Regions from separate parts of the Homo sapiens genome. Here all the other regions are linked to region 4. Evidence: chromatin contacts called from ENCODE Hi-C or POLR2A ChIA-PET data. All regions are on one chromosome and are shown on one strand. The core of a region is the stretch at or near the end of the contact, and the rest is flanking DNA. Distances in the headings are between cores, read along the strand shown. Region 1 holds the start of AHCYL2 (adenosylhomocysteinase like 2). Region 2 holds the start of NRF1 (nuclear respiratory factor 1). Region 3 holds the start of SMKR1 (small lysine rich protein 1). Region 4 holds the start of COPG2 (coat protein complex I subunit gamma 2).

What was found. A loop is a pair of places that touch in the nucleus more often than their neighbours do. ChIA-PET counts read pairs that join two places held with the same protein, here RNA polymerase II (POLR2A). Pooled maps may share reads with other maps.
Region 1: a loop to region 4 is called in a map of B cell, with 33 times the contacts of the local background. The contact joins the promoter of AHCYL2 here to the promoter of COPG2 in region 4. A Hi-C loop is called at or near these places in 2 of 168 maps with a recorded cell type or tissue (B cell and sigmoid colon) and 10 of 50 pooled maps.
Region 2: a loop to region 4 is called in a map of CD4-positive, alpha-beta T cell, with 7 times the contacts of the local background. The contact joins the promoter of NRF1 here to the promoter of COPG2 in region 4. A Hi-C loop is called at or near these places in 2 of 168 maps with a recorded cell type or tissue (CD4-positive, alpha-beta T cell and naive thymus-derived CD4-positive, alpha-beta T cell), 1 of 37 single-sample maps with no recorded cell type and 10 of 50 pooled maps.
Region 3: a map of CD8-positive, alpha-beta T cell shows a loop between it and region 4 (12-fold over the local background). The contact joins the promoter of SMKR1 here to the promoter of COPG2 in region 4. A Hi-C loop is called at or near these places in 1 of 168 maps with a recorded cell type or tissue (CD8-positive, alpha-beta T cell) and 3 of 50 pooled maps. POLR2A ChIA-PET finds 5 or more read pairs at or near these places in 1 of 52 experiments (OCI-LY7).

What each region holds. Positions count from the first base shown.
Region 1 is chr7:129,223,341-129,226,419 of GRCh38, reverse strand. It overlaps AHCYL2 (adenosylhomocysteinase like 2), which reads right to left and starts at 1,390. Exons shown (of 17, transcript NM_015328.4): 1 at 981-1,390. The coding sequence starts at 1,343. RefSeq lists silencers at 1,057-1,306, 1,427-1,496 and an enhancer at 1,777-1,886.
Region 2 is chr7:129,610,290-129,613,093 of GRCh38, reverse strand. NRF1 (nuclear respiratory factor 1) reads right to left here and starts at 1,374. Exons shown (of 11, transcript NM_005011.5): 1 at 1,270-1,374. RefSeq lists enhancers at 87-226, 1,907-1,956 and a silencer at 527-1,516.
Region 3 is chr7:129,500,946-129,503,786 of GRCh38, reverse strand. SMKR1 (small lysine rich protein 1) reads right to left here and starts at 1,256. Exons shown (of 2, transcript NM_001195243.2): 1 at 960-1,256. The coding sequence starts at 962. RefSeq lists silencers at 1,108-1,447, 1,508-1,557.
Region 4 is chr7:130,667,482-130,670,327 of GRCh38, reverse strand. It overlaps COPG2 (coat protein complex I subunit gamma 2), which reads left to right and starts at 1,580. Exons shown (of 24, transcript NM_012133.6): 1 at 1,580-1,696; 2 at 2,794-2,846. The coding sequence starts at 1,660. TSGA13 (testis specific 13) reads left to right here. Exons shown (of 8, transcript NM_052933.4): 8 at 1,145-1,685. The coding sequence ends at 1,314. RefSeq lists silencers at 1,208-1,317, 1,408-1,997 and an enhancer at 2,268-2,377.

The DNA of each region.
Region 1 (3,079 bases), core at 141-2,640, 1.4 Mb after region 4:
TTCTGTCTTTTCCAATACTTGCCCTGTTTTTCTGTGCTGATTCAGCTTTAAGAGAGAAAGAAAGACAAGCTTTGAGAGAGACAGACAACTATGGATAGACAATGTACGGGTAATACAGGGCTATCATCCACCTAGGCAGTTACTTCTTGGTATTCTGAGACCTCCTCAAAACTGTCTGAAAGAAGCTGACGCCTAAGACCGAAAACCCCACAAAGATCGTCTTTCCCAAAAGTAGCAGCATTTCTTCCTATCACTTTCAGATTATAATAAAGCAATCAATAAGACATTCATTCTCTTCATACACAGCCTAATAATCCTGGTGACCAACTATACCCAGCAGGGAGGACAAAGCTCTTAACACGAAAGAGTGAGGAGAATCTCTCCATTACCCTTTTACATATTCAGGGAAGAGAGAATATCGCAGTCGCTGGAAATGAAGGGCACAGCATCGTGTTGCTGTATGGCCACGGTTGGCCACAGAAAGGCAGAAAGTCATCAACTGTATGGAAACCAGACAACTCTGACGATTTCTATGCAAGGTGACTACACCTTACTCGTTCTCCAAGTATTAAAGATCTTTTCATCCTTATTGCTGTGTGAACTCCCGTGAGCGGTAAGGTTTTTCTATACTATCGAGGTCTCTTCCCCGATAGGCTGGAAAATCACACCCGGGAGCGTGTTGGGGCCGCGGGACGTACTATTAGGTGTCTCTCCTCCCGCTGCCTATTCCAAGTAGTAGGGGAGAGCGCTACCTCCATGTTATTCAGAGCGAAGTACGGCCGTGCCTCCTGGAGTCTCCGCTCCCAGCACGAGGGGCCGGCTGGGGGGCATCTCTGAGAGAGTGGGTTTAAGGGGACAAGGGGTATCTCCGGTCCTGCGATCAGAAAGGAGGGCGTGGAGGGTGGTGCCGCCGTGCCGAGAGGATCTGCAGTTCCCCTCCCCTCCCTTCCTCTCCTAGAGAGGCAGCCCGGCCCCAGTACCTTCTTGACTGTGCGCGGCGCCTCGGTGACGGTGCCGTCGGGGCTGACCAGGGCCTCGCCGCCGTCGCGGTGCCGCTGGTGCTGGTGATGTGGGTCGCTCCGCTTCATGGCCGACGCCTGAGGCACCTTCCCGGCGGCGGGGCTGAGAGCGGCGGCGGGCCCCGAGCCCGGGCCGGGGACCGGGGGCCGCTCCGCGGCGGGAGCTGGAGCCTCAGGGTCTCCACCGCCCGCCGGGGGGGCCATGGCGCCCACGGCGGCCGTGCTCAGTCCTAGTTGCGACTCCGCCTCGGAGGGGCTCAGGTCCTTCAGCTCCACCTCAGGCACCTTGGCGGCAGCCGCGGCTGACACAACCTGCACCGACATCACCGCCTCCGCTGCAACCACCGGCTCAGACTCCAGCTCCTGCTCTTGGTCGGCCCCGCCTCCCACCTCCCTTCCTCTTCCCTCCCCCATGTCCCCACTCCTCCCCTCCATCGCCTCCTCTCCCACCCCCTTTCTCCGCCCGCCAGTCCCGGCCCCTCCAGCCCCGCCCCGCCCCGTCCCGGTCTGGCCTCGCGCGAGGCGCCACGGAACCTGTAGTGCGTTTGCTCCCGGCCGCACGCGGCGAGAAGACCGTGGGACCTCAGGCCCCGACCTACACTGCGCGCCCCATGGGCGGGGCCCGCAGCGTCCCCTGGGAGTTGTAGTCCTTTCAGCCTTTCCTCCACTAAGTGAGATTCAGCCGAGGAGAGGGAGCGCTAGGGCCGGCAGCTAACAGAAAGGAGTGAGGATAGGTGACTCGACGGAGGGGATGAGGAAGAGAAAGTCTCCAGAGGAGTTGTGACTTCCGGGGAGGGAACGCCAAGAAGCCTTAGGGGAGGGGAAGTGGTAGAGGAATGGCTCGTTGTCCTGACAGCGTGAAGTTCCTCCGCGCGTGCCCGTCTGCGATCACGTGAGCGAGTATTTAAAGGAGAAGCGGCGGCTCCAGGCTGGAAGTGGCTTTATTTTTCTTTGTGATATTGAGAACTCAACACCCTTCCAAACTTCAGTGGCTTTGTTTTTAGAAGGGATAAAGTAGGACCTTGCTTGCTGTGGCGCTTTCTGTCACATTCTGGGTTTGGAAGCTAAGATCATTCCTCAAAGAAGTTAGGTATCACTAGATCAAAATTCAAGGCTGAGGAATTACACGTTGCCTTAAACGAGGCCAAATCTTTTCACCTATAATTCTAATAGGGCAATCATCTGAAATTCAGATACATATATCAGCATAGAGGGATATGAATAGTGAATATGAGTAGTTAATTTCCTAAGTGATGGGATTTAAGGTGATTTTTACTTTGTACTTTTCTGTATTATTTTTAAATTTTACATTTAGAGGATGTAAGCAAAAAGACATGCACCGCAGCGTCCTTTTTAATAACAAAAAACTGTCTAAAACTAATGTCCAACAAATAGAGCAATTGTTACAGCCTTTGAAAATCGTTTGCCAGCTGGGCATAGTGGTTGACGTCTGTAATCCCAGCACTTTGGGAGGCCAAGGCCGGCAGATCACTTGAGATCAGGACTTCAAGACCAGCCTGGCCAACATGGTGAAACCCCATCTCTACTAAAAATACAAAAATTAGCCAGGCGTGGTGGCGGGCACCTGAAATCCCAGCTACTTGGGAGGCTGAGGCAGGAGGATCGCTTGAACCTGGGAGGCAGAGGCTGCAGTGAGCCAAGATCATGCCACGGCACTCCAGCCTGGACAACGGAGTGAGATGCCGTCCCAGAAAAAAAGGAAGAAAGAAAGAAAATTGTTTGCCAATACTTTTTAACAACAAGGTTTTCCCTTTTTCATTCTTTACTCTGAAAGCCAAAATGTGAAGAGGAAGCTAAGAAACTCTTGTGTCTGGTACACTTGTGAGCTCTGTGGAAATGGCAGTGCTCAGACGCCTTCCGATACATAGTGTGAGGCACAAATTTGGCGATCAGGAAATGAGAGACTCCAAGGCAGGACAACTTCACGAAGTGAAGATTTCCAAAATCGTAATAGCACAGGAAAGAAGATCAAGGCATTCTGGCTTTCAGAATAAATGCTTATGATAAAAACATTAAGCTAAGAAGCAAGAGACAAAATT
Region 2 (2,804 bases), core at 125-2,624, 1.1 Mb after region 4:
GCGTCTCTCAATACGCAGTCTCTGAACACTTAAAAAAATGTGAATTTTGCTCTGACCACATAAAGAAATCAGCACGATTGACACCAGCTCTAAAATAAGCAATTAATATATTCTAATCTAATGCTTAAGAAGAATGGAGAGCAGGCAACAGCTCCTCCAACTGGTTGGAGCAGATATCACTGGAAGCCCCCCAAGTATTAAGATTTTTAAACAACTTCAAGTTCTGGTGGGCACAGCCAAATACACTGCAGAAACTTTGGGACCAGCAGCCACGACACAACAGGTGAGAGAGGCAGCAGACATCATTGCACGATGGAGTGCACAACATTCAATGACAAACCCGAAAAGGTCTGGGGATATGGGAAAATACCATGCACACGGCCATCTCAGAGCCCCTGTCTTTCCAGTGGCAAAAGGTTCTGTTCCTTCGGAGGGGCGTGCCACTCCCCCTCTCCCTCACCCAGGGGACCACCACCCCAGGCACAGGAAGAACCGCGGCCCCTCCGCGGGCACATCTCAGCTGGGGAAGAAAACACAATGTCGCTCCTTATTTCTGCGTACAAAAGGACTTTGCGCCCTCCTCCTCGAACTGCCGCCCCGGCCACCTCCTAACTTGCAAGAAGGTGGGCAACGCGCCATATTCCAGCGTCCCCCAGTCTACCTGGGTAACAAGCCCACGCCACCCCGGCAGGAGGGAAGCTTCGGAGGTCGCCCAAAGAGCCAGCCTCCTCTCCCGCAGGAGACAGCGGCTCCCGCGCCCCAGCCCGGCCCCACCGCGCCGCCCGCCCGCCCGCCCGCGTACGAGAGCCGGGAAGGGCCGAGGGGGCGAGCCGAGAGCCGCGGCTCCGGTCCCGCGCAGCCCGCCCACCTCCCGCTCCCGGGCCCGGCGCACTCTCCCGCGCCTCCCGCTCCCGAGCTGCGGGAAGGCCGGGCCCCGGGTTCCACGGCGGGGAGAAGGCCGCGGCCCCGAGAGCCCCAGGCGGCGGAGGAGGCCGGAACCCTGGGGCTCTCGGGAGGGCAGCGCCTCCCTCCCGAGCCCGCCAGGACGCCTGGGGCCTAGTGCGGCCTGCGCATCCTCGGGGTGGCGGTTTGGCTGGGCCGGGCCGGGGCCCCCCGCCCGAGGCGGGCCGAATCCGGCGGGGGCCCAGGCCCAGAGCCGGGGGCGGCAGGGTGCCGGCTGCGGGGCGGGCCGGCCGGCCGGCGGGCGGGCGGCGTGTTGCGGCTGCGCCGGGGCTGAAATAGCTGGAGATTGCGCGGTAGGGCACTCACCTCAGAGCGGCTGCGCTACCGTGGGCCTGCGCCGTGGAGACTGCGACCGCGCCGGCTCCTCGCAGCCTCCTGCCACCAGCGGCAATGGCGAGCGCTGCCGCTTCTGCCGCCGCCGCCGCCGCCGAGGAGGGGGAGGGGAGGGAGAGGGCACGCACGCGACGCACGGCCCGGCTTCCCCGCCCGGCCGCCGCCATGATGAGGAGGTCGGCGCGGCTGTGCTGCGGGCAGGCAGCGGAGAGGGCTCGCGGCGAGGGCTCCAGCTTACCCCGCCGCCGCGTCGCGTGCACGGAGCGCTTCAGAGGTTTGGAGGGGGCCGGAACCTCAAAAGCAACTGGATGAGCACAACGCGGACGCCCCGGAGAAGCGGCGCAAGCGGGCCCAAAATGGTTGCTGATCAGACGAGTGGCATCTCTCGCCCCCCTACCGCGGGAATTGGGACCTCCAGACTGTGCCTGGGGGATCGGCAAGTGGTTCCCCTCTGGTTTTTTCGGCGCTGCCTTCCCGGTGGTATCCTCACTCTCTCTCTTTGAAATGACCTCTGCTTTCCTATCTCTAACTCTTCCCAGATATTTGAAAGCAAGTTTTTGTACAAAGCAACATATGAATGTATTCAGCCATTCGATCGTTCGGCGAACATTTCTAGGTGTCTCGTGCTGTGCCAGATATTGTTCTGAGTGCGCTGAAGATGCACCTGTTAGCAAGACAAAGTCCTGGCTCCCACGGAGCTTATTCGAAGCAATAGGGGCCCCCAAGCAGGTGCCTGAGAAGTAGGGAGGGGTGGACAGTGGGAAAACAACCTAACGGTGGAGACACACGAGGGGTCTTTTTTTACTTTTAGAAACGGGGGTGGGTGGTCACCCTATGTTGCCTAGGCTGGTCTCGAACTCCTGGGCCCAAGCGATCCTCCCGACTCAGCCTCCCAAAGTGCTGGTATTACAGGACACCATGCCCGGCAGAGGGGTCGTTTTTGTTGTTTTTTTAGTGTCGTCAGGAGACTCCCTCCATCAGAATTACTCAGGCTGATTGTTTTGAGTCCTGGGACCCAGTTGGTATCCAGAATCTTGGCTTGTTTGCCTAGGAACCTGCATTTTCACATCCCCATCTCCACACCCCTGGTGATTCTTATGCATATAATAATGTGAAAAGCATTGCATTGAAGAATTGCTAAAGGGTGTCAGAAAACGGATTAACAAAATCAGGAAGCTTTAATTTTCAAGATTCTATTAACCTCAAAATTCAACATATCCAAAAATTGAATGTCTTTTTCTCCAGTGTTTTCTAGGAGAGTGCCAACACTAGCCACCCAAGTGCTCAAGCCAGAAACCTGGAAATGATCCATTACTCTTTCCTCTGTCTCTGGAGTCCCCATGTTAAATTAGATGTGTTTGTTTGTGAGACAGATTCTCACTCTATTACCTAGGCTGGAGGGCAGTGGTGCAATCATTGTTCACTGCAGCCTCGACCTCTCTGGGCTCAAGGATCCTCCCACCTCAGCCTCCCCAGTAGCTGGGACTACAGGTCCCCACCACCACGCC
Region 3 (2,841 bases), core at 7-2,506, 1.2 Mb after region 4:
AACCAAGAAATTTTTACTTAATCCTTTTACACGAAACAAACTGGAAAGAACACAGAAACTTAATGATTTCTACACTAGAGTCTAATGAGGAATAAGGCTTTCCAAGGAAAAACAGGCAAAGCACCAGAGGTGAGGTGCAAAGGGCTGTGGGCGCTGAAGGAGCGATGGGGAAGCAGGAGGCAGGGTCCTTCTGATCCAAGCCTCAAAGAAAACGGATCAAGACAGGGAAGGCGCAAGGGGCTTCCAGAAGAACGCGGGTTTAGTGTGGGATGCAGGGTTTTTGTTCGTTTTGTTTGTTGTTGTTTAGCAGAGAAGATATGGCAGAGAAAGCTCGAGGTTGAGGCCCCTTTAGCAAGGGCTCTGTGCGCCCAGCTCAAGCGTGCAGTACTTAGTTTAGCAGACAATGATGCCTCCCTGAGGACTTGGGGCAGGGGCTGGAAGGTCACAGCCCTTCTGGAAAGAGCAGCGAGGGTTGGAAGGAGGTCGTAAGTGACTGGATGAGGGCTGAGAACAGGAATGCTGTTGACAGCAAGGTGGTGGTACCAGGCTCACTCTCTGCTTCCTGAGTCTGCAGAGCAGTGGAGAATCCCGCGCGGGCACCCAGGGTGGCTACGGCAGCTAACAGCTCGGACCCGTCACTGTGGGCATGGCCTGGCGCCCTGACGTGCCACACCACGGTGCCACCCTCCCTTTATTTTCCACATCAACCGTCTGGGTGTGGGGGCTGCTCAACAGGACCACGACCTAAAACCTGGAAAGACGGCTGGCCTGACTCCGCGGCTGCTGCGCCCCCAGCAGGCGCGGACCGCCGGGCACCCCTTGTCCCTCCATCTTTTCGCCACGCGTTGAGGTCGACCCCAGGGAGAGGCGGTGACCTCGGCGCCCGCGCCTCTCCGGGACAGCCTGGGGCTCCACGGCGCGCGCCCTGGCCCCGGGTACTTTAGGGAGACGGGGATTACCATGGCGATTCTCAGCCGAGCAGGCAGGCGTGGTGGACTCTCCCGATCCCGAAGCCCTTAGCATCCACCGGGGCCGCTGCCCCCAGCGCCCGTTCCCCTAGCACCCCCGGCCCCTTCTCGGCCCTCCTCAGGGAACCGCCACGGGCCCAGCCTCACTACGCCTCCCCGCCACGCCTCGCTGGGAGGAGCGCGGCCGGCTCGGGAGGCAGCCAGCCGCGGAGCCGCCTGGACGCGAGGCACCTGCTTGCCCCACGCGGCACCTAGGCCGCCGCAGCTGTGGGCGCTGGGCCGGCGTGCGCCTCGGGGGCGGGGCCGCGCGCACAATCACCGGGCGTGGGGCAGGGCCTCGCCGTGGTTACCGTTGCCAGGGCAAAGCGGCAGCGCGCGGAGGGTGAGCGGAGCGGGGTTCCGGGCTTGCGCGCGCGGGATGGGCCGTCACCTAGTACGAGGCCGACCGCGGCCTCCAGCGCCCGGAAACCCAGTTCGGCGCTTTAGCGTCTGGGTTTGGGCTGCCGGAGCGGCGGGCGCGGGGCGAGGGGGCGGGCGCGGGGCGAGGGGGCGGGCGCGGGGCGAGGGGGCGGGCGCGGGCGGCGCTCCCACTGGGGTGGCACTGGGGTGAGAGCGCAGGCTAGGCCCGCTCACTCGGCCAACCTGGGAGAGATCATCGGAGAAGCTCTTTTGGGAAACGAGCATAAGGACTGTGACGGTGAAGGGAGAATATCATGGGAAATGTTTGCAAAAGAGCCGGATAAAGAGAGTAAGGGCCCGAGAGACTAAAGGGGTGGGGAGGGAGTTCATGTGCAGGTAGGATTGGGCGAGAAAGGTACAGTAGGTACAGTTTTGCCTCCAACCTTGCCAGTTCCAGCCTCCCTCCCTGCAGGTGAAGTCTACACTTCGGGTGGTACGACTCATTCTTTTTTATGACTGGTCATTCCTTTTTTTTTTTTTTGAGACCGAGTCTCTCTCTGTCGCCCAGGTTGGAGTGCAGTGGCGCCATCTCGGTTCACTGCAACCTCCGCCTCCCAAGTTTAAACCATTCTCCTGCCTCAGCCTCTTGAGTAGCTGGGATTACAGATGCGTACCACTATGCCCGGCTAATTTTTGTATTTTTAGTAGAGATGGGGTTTCGCCATGTTGGTCACGCTGGTCTCGAACTTCTGACCTCAGGTGATCTGCCCGCCTCAGCCTCCCAAAGTGCTGGGATTACAGACGTGAGCCACTGCCCGGCCTATCATTCCTTTTTATTCAACAGTTATTGAGCATCTGCCACGTGCCTGACACTCTTCCAGGCCCTGGAAATTGAGCTCTGAATGAGGCAAAGTCCTTGTTCTTTTAAGGGGTGATTTGGGGGAGGTGGTCGTGGCTGAAATGGAGGGCCTGGCAGACATTAAAAGTGATAGGGACAGTATGGCATATTGCATTAAATTGATGTGACCACTGGGTGCTCTTTTAGATTGGTGACTGGGGAAGGCCTCTCTGAGGAGGTGACGTTAAAACAGATCTGGATGACAAGGAGCAGTCAATTATGCCAAAATTAGGGACAGGGGGAGGAGGCTAGACCAAGAAGCAGGAGTAGGGTCCTGGAAGGCTCTGCAAGGATGTGGTGTTTTGTTTGCTTTCTCTTGAAAGACAAACTGGCTTCCAAAGAGGACTGTTTATGTTCTAGGTTCTCTTACATATGCTTTCCCTAATCCTTCATTAACAGAGCAAACCCAACTTCCAGCTACTTTTAATATGTCTGTGAGTTTTTCTTATGAGTCCATATGCCCTGGATATGGCAAATTCTCCTGCCCTCCACCTGCACTTTCTTCTCTTCTTGCGCCTGTCTTCATCCCTGGATGGGGCTGGCCCACCCCAGCCGCTTACACTTCTCTGGGTTATC
Region 4 (2,846 bases), core at 331-2,830:
TCCTCAGTCCAAATAGTCCTGATACCGAAGGCCTGGGGTCATATTATACCATCCCTTAACTGGCTTCTTCAGGCTTCTCTGCTCCTGCTATACCTATCTGCCACCACATCCCATCCCATTTCCACCTACTGATGCTCTTAACTCCGTAAATACTGCACAGCTAAAAACAACCTGTGGTATTAAACAAAACTTCATAGATATACAGAAAAGCTGAAGAACAGCAGAGAATGATTGATCTTGCTTTACAAGGGGCTAGTCTTAGGGTCAGCCCCAAATCTGAACTCAGGTCCTTCTACTTCTCAGCAGGTCTCCGGGGCATTACCCACCTTGAGAACCTCTGGGCCTATTATCTACACTGTCTCTGCCTAGGTTCCCAATACCCTTGGGCCAAGGAAGAGGAAGAGGATGTTTCCTTCCCCAAAGCCTGTTTATTTTCACCCCCAGAATAAATGAGTGCAGACTTCTATTTCCTTCAAAGAAAACTCCACCTACAAAGTATGACTTGACCTTTACAAGCCATATAAAGCAAACATAGTAGTTAATAGTACATTTAGTCAAGTCGGAGTTAAATCTTAAATGATACCATATGTAGGATATCAACAGTTCATCTTAAATCTGTATTTCAGGGAAAGAATTTCTCTAGGATGTAGAATGTAATCTAGGTTAGAATTTCTCTAATTTTGCAGGGGCACGATCCTGTTGAGTATAGACCCAATTTACATTTCTAAACAAGTTATGCCAGTGAAGCCAAAGGCAGACAAAGTTTCTTAGCTACACTCTTAGACAAGAGAACAGAAAGCCAGCATACACTCTGAGAAAAAGAGGAACATGAGTTAGGAATGAATGCACGTTAATTTAGTGAGTTTCTTAAGTGTCAATATGGTTTCAGATGGAATCATTGAAAGAAATAGGCTTGAACAAGGAAGACTCTAAACTGGCAATGAATTTTCCACTGGGTTTTGATGAAATGAAGGAATCCAAAAATTATAAAATAGGTTGGGAATGGTATTACACGGTCCAAAATCTACCCTCTAAAGACCAGCCTCTGGTCCCTCCAAGTGCGTCTCCTTTACATCTCACATTAAGTATCCTTCGAGTACTTCTGAAAAGCCACATTCACCAGGGTGCCTGTGCTTTGTCGTAGCTTCCAAGAAGTCAGCGAGTGAAAGGCCAATTTCCAAAGTGATTCGGGAACCACTGACACTCGCATCGCTCTTGGAAGACATGCCCACCAGAACCGCGCCCGGGGAGAGCGCCTTCCGCAACGGGAGGGCCCCGCAGTGGATTATCAAAAAGGCCACGGTCATCGGGTGAACACAGACCCCTCAGTCCTCCCGCCTCGCTCTCTTGAGACTGAGGGGTCCGCAGAAGTCGCCACCCAAATAAAACCACATTCCTGCTGCTGCGGGCGTGGGCTCCCGGGTCGCAAGCCGGGAGGGTCGAGCCGAAGTCTCCGGCGGGCCGCAAGAGGAGAAGGGGGCGTGGCTGCGTCCCGGGGGCCGAGGGCGGCCGGGGAGGGCGGGCCTTGGCCCCGAGTGAAGGCGCGGCGGCCCAACCGGCGTGAGAGCGCGGGGCCGGCCTTCCTGCAGCCTCTTCCGCTCGCCGGCTGCGGCGCCTGGGACGGTTGCGGTGGGTCTGGGCGCTGGGAAGTCGTCCAAGATGATTAAAAAATTCGACAAGAAGGACGAGGAGTCTGGTACGCGCGGGGCTTCCGAGGCCCACCCTCAGCCGCGGGACGCCCCTTCCCCCGCCCGCCGCCACCTGCTTTCAGGCCGGCGGGGCTGGGGGCGTGGGCGCCGCCGTGCCAGGGGGCCGGAGCTGGAGCCGGCCCCTCCCCTCCCCTCGCGGCTGCCCGGGGCCTGCCCGTAGCCCCTCCCCCGGGCGCCGGAGCCTCCCTTCGGGCCGCGCGCTCCCGCCCCGGCGCCCGCGCGCGCCCCGTTCCCGCCCCTCTTGCGGCGCAGCCCCTCCGAGCCGCCTCCTCCCCTGCGCGCGGGCCTCCGGCGGGGGCCGAGGGCGTGCGCGCGTCTCCGCGTCCAGGGGTGCTGGTAGGGTCGGACCCCTAGTGGGAGCACCCTGTTCCCGGGGCTGGGGTCGACGGCACAGGGTGTGTGTGGAGGAACGTTCAGGTGCCTGGTACCTTATCGTTTTCCTGGGGTCACCGGCTCTGTCCAGGTCCCCGGGGGCAAGACTGTCCCGTGGGACACAGCTCGTTGAATGCTCAGGTGTCCAGAAGTGACCTGCGTCTTGATGCCCGTCTTTGGTCCAGAGCAAATGGGGAAGATGCCAAGCATCCTCAAAAAGAAAAAAATTCTCAGTGTTTGGTAGCATCTCCCACAGTGTGAGAGGGGGTTGGGTTAGTCAACCTCCATGGCCTCTTGCACCTTTACGCCTGCATGATTCTCTGGGAAACTTCGTTTCTGCCTCTCCTTAAGTGTTAGAAACACATAAAATACTGCTTACCTAAGGAAATCAAAAGCACCCTACTACAATCTCATTAATCTTCGTTGTTGTGGAAATGACACATTTTTAACATTCATGGAAAAAGAGGGCAGGGAAAGAAGACACTCATTTTGGAGAGGGTTGCTGCGAAAGAGAAGTCTCAGCTCTTCGAGTATGGCAGTGACAGAGCCGGGATCAAAATGATTTCATTCAGTTCGTATGCGTATTAGCCATGATTATCACTGTGCCATCCAAGTGTTCACTTCCCAAGCATTCAGTACCCTTCTCTGGAAAGTATATAAGTTTGTGTAGAACAGCTGTTCAGGACATTTTTTTGTTTTGTTTTATAAATAGGTAGTGGCTCCAATCCTTTCCAGCATCTGGAGAAGAGTGCTGTTTTACAGGAG